2 separate regions of the Homo sapiens genome follow, and region 2 is linked to region 1. Evidence: read pairs that join two places in POLR2A ChIA-PET (ENCODE). Cell type or tissue: CD4-positive, alpha-beta T cell. All regions are shown on one strand. Each heading gives the region's core, and the rest is flanking DNA. Links, peaks and the distances in the headings are about the cores only. Region 1 overlaps SSMEM1 (serine rich single-pass membrane protein 1). Region 2 overlaps CEP41 (centrosomal protein 41).

Evidence for each region. ChIA-PET counts read pairs that join two places held together with the same protein. Peaks named below come from ENCODE experiments on the same cell type or tissue, not always from the same donor. Only the 100,000 strongest peaks of a DNase experiment are listed, where the experiment ranks them.
Region 2: POLR2A ChIA-PET joins it to region 1 with 11 read pairs; 3 of 35 experiments call an interaction of 5 or more read pairs at or near these places.

The regions. Positions count from the first base shown.
Region 1 is chr7:130,210,798-130,216,103 of GRCh38, forward strand. SSMEM1 (serine rich single-pass membrane protein 1) reads left to right here. Exons shown (of 3, transcript NM_145268.4): 2 at 2,683-2,737; 3 at 5,177-5,306. Among named protein-coding and RNA genes, the nearest start is that of SSMEM1, 5.6 kb to the left of the region's middle. In CD4-positive, alpha-beta T cell, for the core only: no CTCF peak of the experiment used is centred there; no DNase peak of the experiment used is centred there.
Region 2 is chr7:130,413,890-130,419,272 of GRCh38, forward strand. CEP41 (centrosomal protein 41) reads right to left here. Exons shown (of 11, transcript NM_018718.3): 3 at 3,030-3,077. Among named protein-coding and RNA genes, the nearest start is that of CEP41, 24 kb to the right of the region's middle. In CD4-positive, alpha-beta T cell, for the core only: no CTCF peak of the experiment used is centred there; no DNase peak of the experiment used is centred there; H3K27ac peaks cover 1,098 bases.

The DNA.
Region 1 (5,306 bases), core at 1-5,000:
TGCAAAATCTTTCTTTTGATTTTGTGGCTATGTTTTGATTTGACATCAAATGTGAGAGCTTTCTGTGGAAATGATATAAGCCTAATAAGTGTTTTTAAATACCTTCTCCTGTCTATTACAAAAGTACACATTATATAGAAAATGTGGAAATTATAGGGCAGAAGACAAAATAAAATAAAAATCACTCCAGATTATGTAGAAATAACCAACTACTGTTAACTTTTAGGTTTATAAACTTCCAATTATTTTGATTTTCTTTACATATATTAAATTTATTTTTTTCCTTTTCTATAACCTAAGTGATACATATTAAATTTAAAATATTTAAGCCTCTTCCAAAAGCATTTTTTATAAAGTGGTATCTTTTTTTTTTTTTTTTTGAGACAGAGTCTCGCTGTCACCCAAGCTGGAGTGCAGTGGTGCAATCTCTGCTCACTGCAAGCTCCGCCTCTCAGGTTCACACCATTCTCCTGCCTCAGCCTCCTGAGTAGCTGGGACTACAGGCACCCACCACCACACCCGGCTAATTTTTTTTGTATTTTAAGTAGAGACAGGGTTTCACCGTGTTAGCCAGGATGGTCTCGATCTCCTGACCTTGTGATCTGCCCGCCTCAGCCTCCCAAAGTGCTGGGATTACAGGCATGAGCCACCGTGTCTGGCCAGAAAGTGGTATCTTAAAAGTGAACTCCGCTTTCAAGATTTTTGGAGAATGATTGCTGTAACCCAGAAAACAAAAAGGCACCTCATTAAAGATGCTTGCCTACCATTGCAGAGATCAGATATTAAGAATGAGCTGAGGATCTTAGATTGCAGTTATAAATACCGAACTATGGCACTTTTCATCCCAAAGAAACTGGACTTCCACATAAACTCATTTTTTTCCTAATTGTAGACAATTTGAAAAAATTAGAAGAGAAAAAGTCCATTTCACCACTTAAAGCCAACCATAGCTATCACTTTTATATGCTCCTTAAAGTCTTTTTTTTCATATTTTAAGCTAATTTGTCGCTCAAGCTGTATATACAAATTTGCATCTTGATGTTTAACCCAGTATGGTAGCACACTTATTTCCTCATGTTATGACATACTTTTATTATAATAATTTTACAACTGTTTATTATATAATTGTACCATAATTTACTTAAACCATTGTCTACTTTTGAATTTTCTATTATCCTAATTATACTGTGATGAATGTTTCTGTGGACAAAGCTTTCTTTCTTCTGAGGGTTATTTCTTGCTGATAGATTCCTGGAGAGAGAATTATATGTCAAAGGTGTTAATGAAAATTTCTAGTTTTTGTTATTTTCTGAAAGAGTTGGTTTATATCTGTGTCTTTTGGCAAAATCACTTTCAGCATTAGAAAGTGGGACACTAATCTGAAAAATGGGACAAATATATTTATGGAGTATTGGGGGGCAGAATATTTGAAATTGAAACTATTCAAAGAAATCCATTTCTTTTGGTTGCTGTATTCACAAATAATATATCATGATTACATTTTGGAGGAAACTTTCGGAGGGATTAAGGAGATATTAAGTTCATGAATTCGGTAAAGATCTTTGTGTATGGTAGATGTCTTCTGTCTTAAAGAACTATCAGTAATGTACCCTGATCAAGTGTCCTTTAAGAACTAAACTAATCTGGGCCAGGCGCGGTGGCTTACATCCGTAATCCCAGCACTTTGGGAGGCTGAGGCAGGTGGATCACCTGAGATCAGGAGTTCGAGACCAGCCTTTTCAACATGGAGAAACCCTGTCTCTACTAAAAATACAAAATTAGCCGGGCGTGGTGGTGCATGTCGGTAATCCCAGCTACTCGGGAGGCTGAGACGGGAGAATCACTTGAACCTGGGAGGCGGAGATTTCAGTGAGCTGAGATCGCACCATTGTACTCTAGCCTGGGCATACAGAGCAAGACTCCGTCTCAAAAAAAAAACAAAAACAAAAACAAAAAAACAAAACAAAAAAACAACAACTAAACTAATCTGAGTACTATCAAATTTTTTAAAAACACTACTTCTCTGTAATGTAAATGGGTACAGGAAAGCTTTATAAGCTATAGCTCCTTGTCAGTGTTATTTTCTCTCAAGTCTGTTCCATTTTGTTTGGTCCAAAACATTTTGGTAGATGCTGCTATCAAAGCATAGTCTTAATGGGAAGTGGAAGTAGGATCACTATAACAGGAACTCAATACATACTGAATTAGCTTATTATTTAACTCAGTAAGTACTTGTTTAAACTGAATGTTTAAAATTAGACATTGTCAGGCCAGGCCCAGTGGCTCATACCTGTAATCCCAGCACTTTCGGAGGCCAAGGTGGGCAGATCACTTGAGGTCAGGAGTTCAAGACCAGCCTGGCCAACATGGTGAAACCCTGTCTCTACTAAAAATACAAAAATTAGCCGGGCGTGGTAGCGGGCACCTGTAATCCCAGCTACTTGGGAGGCCGAGGCAGGAGAATCACTTGAACCCGGAAGATAGAGGTTGCAGTGAGCTGAGATCATGCCACTGCACTCCAGCCTGGGCAACAGAGTGAGACTCTCCAAAAATAAATAAATAAAATAATAAAAAAATAAAACCAGACATTATAAATGGGCCTCAGCAATAGTGTTTTATAACAAGTACATATTATCAAAAAACAACTGAGATCACTCTTACTAACCTATGTTTCTGAAACAGATGTCTGAGGATAAAAAGGATGAAGGCAGTGGGACAAGTACTTCAGTAAGGAAAGGTGAGAACCAGTGCATATTTGGTGTTGGACTATGAGGGGAAGAATATGTGTGGTGTTGCATGCCTGTAGTCCCAGCTACTCAGAAGGCTGAGGCAGGAGGATTGCTTGAGCTAAGCAGTTCAAGACCACAGCTTGAGAACATAGTGAGACCCAGTACCAAAAAAAAAAAAAAAAAAAAAAGAAAAGAAAAGAAAAAGAAAAAAAGAAAAATGAAATAAAGACAAAGAAAGAAATTTGTGCTGAGTGTGGAAAGCAAAAAACAGAGATGAACAGCCAACAGCATTGTAAGACTTTGCACACTAGAGGAGGCCCATTGGGGTTGGGTGAGTTTTTGCTTTGGACTCCCTAGTGCAGAGGGACAGTTTAGCTGCTTAGCAAGAAGCTATGAATTACTGGGAGGTGGAACTCAAGTTCTTTTTTCACTCCTTAGCTCTCTCCCTTCACATTGCTTGCCCTTCCCACATCCTCATGGTTAGTGCTATTACAGGATTATGAACTGTCTATGACATCTTTTTCAATAACCTATAAGCAGTGGTGCACTGGTAAATGTTTAACAACTGGTTCTCCAAAACTCCTGTGTGTACATATGCTTACTAAAAATTTTACTGATATAAAGGTTGCACGTCATCTCAGCACCTCCAGAGGCTGAAGCAGGAGAACTGCTTGAGGCCAGGAGTTCAAGATCAGCCTGGAGAACATAGCAAAACCCTGTCTTTTTAAAAAAGAAAATTAGCTGGCATGGTTGTTCGCACCTGCGGTCTCAGCTACTCAGGAGGCTGAGGCAACAGAATCACTTGAGCCCAGGAGTTCGAGGCTGCCAGTGAGGCATAATCATGCCACTACACTCCAGCCTGGGCGGCACAGTGAGTCCCTGACTCTAAAAATTTAATAAATAAATAAATAAAAATAAATAAATATATATCACACCATTTAAAATAATAAAATATACAATACTCCTTATGGCCAATTTCATATAGACAACTGATTCTCACAAAACGCTCTCCTTCATTTTTGCCAGACCCTTGCACCTTAGCCAACCATGGCTGCAATTGATGAACAAGTATAGTTCCAGCGTGAATGTTATTTTCCTCTAAGTTAAGGAGTGAGATGAAAATGAAGCAGAAGATAGATGTATGTTGGAACTTAACTTGGTTGTCAGTGATGTGAGTGACTTCTTTGCTGGAATGGATAATAGTTCTAAAATACTGGAAGAATATTTCCTCATTTTGCAGGGTTAGTCACAATGTAGTGGCTACAGGGATGATACTGAAATGTAATATGTAATCTGCATTAGTAACATGTTCTCCATCATTTTCTTAAGCCTAGACAATCAACAAAGCCATACATCAAGCCCTGATGTTTAGTGTCTGCTGATTTTCGTGGTATAAATACTTCCACCAAAGCTGATTTTAAGCTATCCACCTCATGTCATTGAACATGGAGTTGGGAGGAGATGTGCAGTAGTGCACCCTTAACATAGAATTTCCGCCGGGCGTGGTGGCTCACGCCTGTAATCTCAGCACTTTGGGTGGCCAAGGAGGGTGGATCTCCTGAGGTCAGGAGTTCGAGACCAGCCTGGCCAACATGGCAAAACCCTGTCTCTACTAAAAATACAAAAAAATTAGCTGTGCATGGTGGCACGTGCCTATAATCCCAGCTGCTGGGGGGCTGAGGCAGGAGGATCACTTGAACCTGGGAGACAGACATTGCAGTGAGCCGAGATCGTGCCACTGCACTCTAGCCTGGGCAACAGAGCGAGACTCCATCTCAAAAACAAAAAAAAACAAAACAAAAAAACAGCATAGAGTTTCCAGCATCCAAATACAACGGACATAAAAAACCAGAAGAGCACATAGCATAAACAAATGTAGTAAGATAATTAGGAAGTGATGGGTTTTGAGTATTACCTCTATTTTTAGTAACTTAATTTATTGTAAGTTGGTATAATTTAATTTTTAATAATGGCTATGTTTAACCATCTCTCAAAATTCCTGAAAGTTTATCAGCTCTTCTGAGCAGGTACAAGCCAACTTCCTCACACCACTACGTAAAGGAAAGATCCTTCTTAGTTCCTGCTCCCCAAATCACATTCATATACCTGCTTGAATCTGTAAGACTTCAATTTTCAAAGGGAAAAAAGAGTTCTTCCCTGGAAAAGTTTAGAGATCTTTTCCTTTGACCTTATGTTTAGCATCCACAAAACTTCAAAAGTGATATGGTGATATGTCAAGCATCTATCTAAGCTCTCTGGTCTGCAGGAGTTGGGATATGGTACTAGAAAATGCAGTCAGCTGCCAACACTTGCAGGTGACTGGAGAAAAGCAATGGCTTGACAACTGGCCACTAAGAGTGAGCTCACACGTGCACAGGCTTCTTAAGTAATAGGAATTCATAGTAACCAACAATATTACTAACTTGATATGTTTCATTGGTTGTTAGCAAGCAAAGAGACTTCCTGTAAGCGGCAAAGCAAAGACAGTGCCTGGGATCCCTCACAAACAATGAAGAAACCAAAGCAGAACCAACTTACCCCTGTAACCAACTCAGAAGTGGCTTTGGTCAATGCCTA
Region 2 (5,383 bases), core at 236-5,235, 200 kb after region 1:
CTTTAACTGCTGCCTCATTATTTCAGAATTATTAAAGGTTAGCTGGTTAATTGCTATGGCCTTCACAGCATAAATGTCTCATAAACCAAGACTCCTAGCAACAAAGGAAAGGATTAAAAGTATTTAAGATTATTTACCTGGTGTAACTAATCACTTTCATGAATTTTCCAAAAACCAGCACAGACCTTAAGACTCAGAGTCGGGAAATGATACTACTTTAAAAACTAGCCTTCTGTAAATATATCAAGGCTTTTTAAAAATAGGGAATTAAACTTCTCTGTTCTAAAATGTCTTAAAGAGAGCAATTTGGCTAATAACAGACCATTACTTCTAGGAAATGCTTAGAGATGCTGCTTCTGGATACAACAAGGTAACAAACCTATATGCAGTGGAACTTCTAAAACCTGCCGGGATGCAGACCCAAATAGGCCGAGCTGAGGCTTTACAAAGTACAACCAAATAACTACAGTGTTCCTTTTGATTGCCACCAACTTGCCCACCAAAAGTCGTTTATGCAAATCAAAACAACAATAAATCAGCAAATGGAAACAGCCAACAGCTTTCAAGTAGTTTGCACTGTGACATTTATCCACTGATATTCTTTTGGTATGGTTACAAGGTTTAAAATGCTTCTAAGCATAAAATGTATACTTTAAAATCTCCTTTAACTAAACAAAGATTAATTTAAACAAACAAAAAAAAGACTGCTTTATTCTAAAGATTGGGATTTCTACTGTCTTCTGCACAAGCACTAGCAGCCCCCTACATATTTGAACCTGAACTCCACGTACCTGGTTCTGGTTTAGAAGGACAGCCGTCAGTAGGACTTTTTGACATGATTACTCAGAGATAAAAGATCAAACTAGATGTTCTACAGTAAGTTTAAATTTTTATAAAAAGGATGACTTGGAAGGCTCTGTCAGTCTGTCCTCGCAAGAGCGAACAGAGCTTTAAGAATGGAGCTTCTGCTATGTGTCTTCTCCCAAACTCTGTGTTGAAGACAATCCTAGTTTCAGATATGTTATCAAGGTGTGCTTCTCCAGTAAGTCTAGGTTCTAAGTCTGTCTCTCTCGAGTTACTGGAAGGACAGAGACCTGACTATCTAGGATGTTTCACACTGGGTCCAACTAGTGTCATCTAACCACCAGAAACCAAGAATGGGCTTTGTAAATTGTCAATAGACATAGAGTGTCTATTTTCCCCAGGTAGAGTTGAAAGAATATTCAGATTACAAAGGATTTCTGCATTTTCAGGGTTCTGTTGAAATGCATTATTAGCAAAGGGAAGTTGGGTTCACAGTGGAAGACAAATCAAAGGAAGTAACAGAACAAGGTTTGTGGTTTCACAGAAAGAAATGGCATCTAAGGTAATCTGAGTAAAGTGATGGGTCTAGGGTATCAAGAAACAAGGGAATATTCTCCTCCCTTTCAACCCCAAATAATACTTACAACAGAAAATGGGGAAAGAGAAGGAAATATCTTCTAAAATGTAGATGCCAAACCAGAATCTAAAGCAATTCTGTCAGGGAATCAGCACAAAGTGTGTGAAATGGGGTAACAGGAATCTCCTGCTCTACTAAAAGGAAGCCCTCCACTCCTACAGAGGGAAAGTGAAGCAAGCATTTTTCAAGGTTCTGTTCCAAGGGTATTGTTCTGGGAGATCACCTCCACGTAAGGTTTAGATATTAAAGAAACCACATCGTACTTTGAAGAAATGTTTTAAGTGAGGTTATGGCAACCTGGGCAGAGTGGGACATTTTTATGGGACAAATTTCTAGTGAGGACATGTGAACTCACACTCAGCTGCAAATGGATGAGAGGTGACAGAGACGACAAACCCAAAAAGAAGCAGGCCAGCTGGATTCTGCCTGTCTTGGATGAGTCAAGGATGGCAACAATGAAGTGTAGGTGAGTAAATGCGATCTTTCTCCAGAGTTTAAAAGTATATATTTTATATAGATATTTAAAATACATATACTTATGTAATATAAAATGTTCAGGAAGAAAAGAGAAGGATACTGTGGCATTACATATTTTTAAGAAGTTTGTAGCATTAGCCCTTATAGCTGAACATGGCAAATGAAAACACAGCATAAAGCAGCTCCTGAGTCCACATCTATTGGTTGGGGTTTCCCAATATTGCAGCAATTCAAATGGAACTTTGATTTCAAATAAAAGGTCTGCTGTGTAAAAGAAGAAAATGTTCTGATGTATTCTGGATGTGCAATTTTATCTTCCAAGAAGATGTACATTACCAGAGCCAAGTCCTGAACTATGATTAATCAGAGTACCTCTTTACCACCATTAACTAAATATCCCCTAGCACTGGGTTCTCTTATTCAAGATATGAGCAAATCCATCTTAGAAAATAGATGTTTCTACTTCTTCCTTAATTCTGGCCTTGAAGTATACACTTTACATCAGTTTTGGATGCAGACTGAAAAATTATGATTTTGTGCAAGGGCAATGCACTCAATGACTGGTAACATATCTTTGCAGATAAGTTTTTTAAAAGGATGTAGATGAAATATGATTTTTAATTAAAAGAAAACAGACTGCAATGAATTGATAATGCATAACACTAAGTTCTCACGTCCCTGTCTTCCATGAATACTCTCATTTATACACACAAGAATGTTCTGAAGGAAGATATTATTACCCCCTATCTCAAATAGAGACAAAATAAGACAGAAAAGATGAAATATCTTGAAGAAGGGCATGAAGACTGCAGTACAATGACACTAGAAGCTTAAGCAGAGCTCATTCCACCAGATCTGACTCTGCAGGCCAACACTAATGTCTCCTATGGGATGGAAATAGGGCAGAATTTAGGCCTACAGGCCACAATCTGAGAAGCAGCCCAGTACAGCACCCAGGATCTCCCACAGCCCTTGAGGCACCTGCTAGGCTTATCGGACCATCCATAGCTCTCTGTGCCTGTCACCTGTGGAACACAATTGTTAGTTAAGAACCAATTTATAGAACAACTATAGACTTCCACTCTCCCAAACCATCAAGAGTGTTACTTACTTTTCTTAATCTCTTCGAGCTTCTCAGTATATTTAGTCATACTGTTACCTAAAAAGAAAATAAGGGGTTTTAGATATACTTTAAATGGAAGCAAATGAGTAACACTGTGGAAACAGAATGGAGGAAAAGTATCCCCTAAGCTTTCCTATCCTGTTCTTAGGGGATTCTGGACAGCAGCAAACAGGCCACACACAGTAAAATCTTTTGGATAATACAGCGTTATTAAAAGTTGCAGAGCCGAGGGAAATGTTTTGGTAGAATGTGTTTAAGCTGGGATGCATACCCCCAAAACATTGACAAGTTCCAGGAGATACAGATGATCATTTTCTATCAGTTTGTTTTTCAAGTCTAGGCTTTCCTCCTCCTTTTATCTCCCCTGCCCCCGCTGACGATCTTTTTGTGGGGAAGATACACAGAAGAGGAGCAAAAAGGAGGCAGTGTTCTTTGAGTGTCTAAAATGTGCCTTTGTGGTTACCCAAGCAACTCTCTCCTCTCGGCTTTGTCTTCACAGTTTCCTTCTCTTTCCTGAACTTACTCTTCTACCGTTCATGCTCACGTTGCAGTCTGAACTAGACTACACAGTCTACACACTAGTATTCACCATAGATTTGATGTGCTGAGAAATAACAGCAGATTCTTGAAACTGCAGAGAGGCCCCAGCCCTCATGTTTTATAGTATGTTTCTATAATACTAGTACTGGCCAAGGTGGTTTGGAGGTTTTCAGACTTAAAAAACTCAGCCAGGAACCTTCTGGTTTCCAACTCAATTCTAGCTGTCAAGCCAGGGGCTATTATATTTTACTGGGTATGCTTCGATTTGATTCAATTCAACGCAGGAAGCTCTTTCTGTCACCTAAAAGGTATGGCAAAAGGAAAACATTCAAAATAATTTCTCATTTCTAAAACTGTGCTCCTAACTTTTTAAGCCTGGAGAGGATCTAGTCAGATGCAGCCCCAACATCAGATAAAAGAAATGCTTTCAATTAATAGTAGCATGAACTGACATTTTCAAGGACTATTCTGAACTTTTCTTCATGTTTGGGTCAGAAGCAGAAAAAGAAAATCCTTGCTCTGAAACCCAAAATACATTTTCAAAAAAACAACTTATTTCATTGGCTATTATTAAATCTTTACCATGAATTCATCATGGAATAAAAATCCACCATTGTTTTCTTTTCTTTTCTTTTCTTTTTTTTGGTGTTAAGACATACACTCTCTGTATCCAGGACCAGAAAGGAGGATTCAGAGCAGGCCTGGACCTGGAAGTTCCAAGAGAAATGAAGGCAGTCAGGGCTGCCAGGAAGGCCTAAGCCTTCTCAAGAGAGACACTGAATACCTCTTAGAAGAGGCCCAAATATCACCAAGATTAGAACCAAATACAGTCTTTCCTAGGTTCTTCAAACTGCAATTGACCCGAGATGTGACCAGATCTTCAGAGCAGAAGCCACAATTTCTTCCTGGACACACATCTCTCCTGCCCACTGCAACTCTGAACTCAGGCGTGGACTTGCCTGGTCAATACAATGGCGGAAGAAGACGGCAAATCAGTATGCTGTTCAGCTTCCCAAGTCTCATTCTTAAAATATTTTACCCAGTAGCTTTAGGTTATATGTCCCTGAGTCACCCACAGTTGCATGTTATTGACGTGGCAGGTAGTTTCTTTCGGCTAGGGAAGCTTTAGGCAATCTAGTCAGAAAATGAGGGACAAAAAGGAACACCTGATTTGTCTGGTGGCATGGCAAGTTAGTAACTAAGCCAGGATTCGCATTTCCAACCTCCTGAAAAACACATCTTTTTTTGTTGTGTTGTTGTAAAAAAACACAATTAATCATGAGGTAAATTTGTAGGAAATGCTACTTCCTTAATAGTGAGAGGTGGGGATCATCTTGTGTTGTAAATTCCCTGAAGAATGGAAAACACTAGCCAACCTTATTTATCCAGTCTTTATTATTGAAACACTGCATTTCCAAACCACAACCTTATTTATCCAGTCTTTATTATTGAAACACTGCATTTCCAAACCACAACCTTATTTATCCAGTCTTTATTATTGAAACACTGCATTTCCAAACCACAGTGGTTTCTACTAACAAAGTGTCTACACTTCATTTCTCCATTAATTACAAACATTTCAGGGTAATTACACTTAACACTTTATTTTGTATCAGCTGACCCTCACCACAATGCAGGGAGGTAGGCCATCATGCCCTCTATTTGTTTTCCCCCTAAAGGAGAAGGCTGAGAAACAAGTTTTTTGCAATTATACAAATATTTGGTGAAATTCAGACCAAATCTGAGAGGACTACTGATGAGTTCTTTTCACTATAGACATTCATTCTATCCAAGAATGGGGA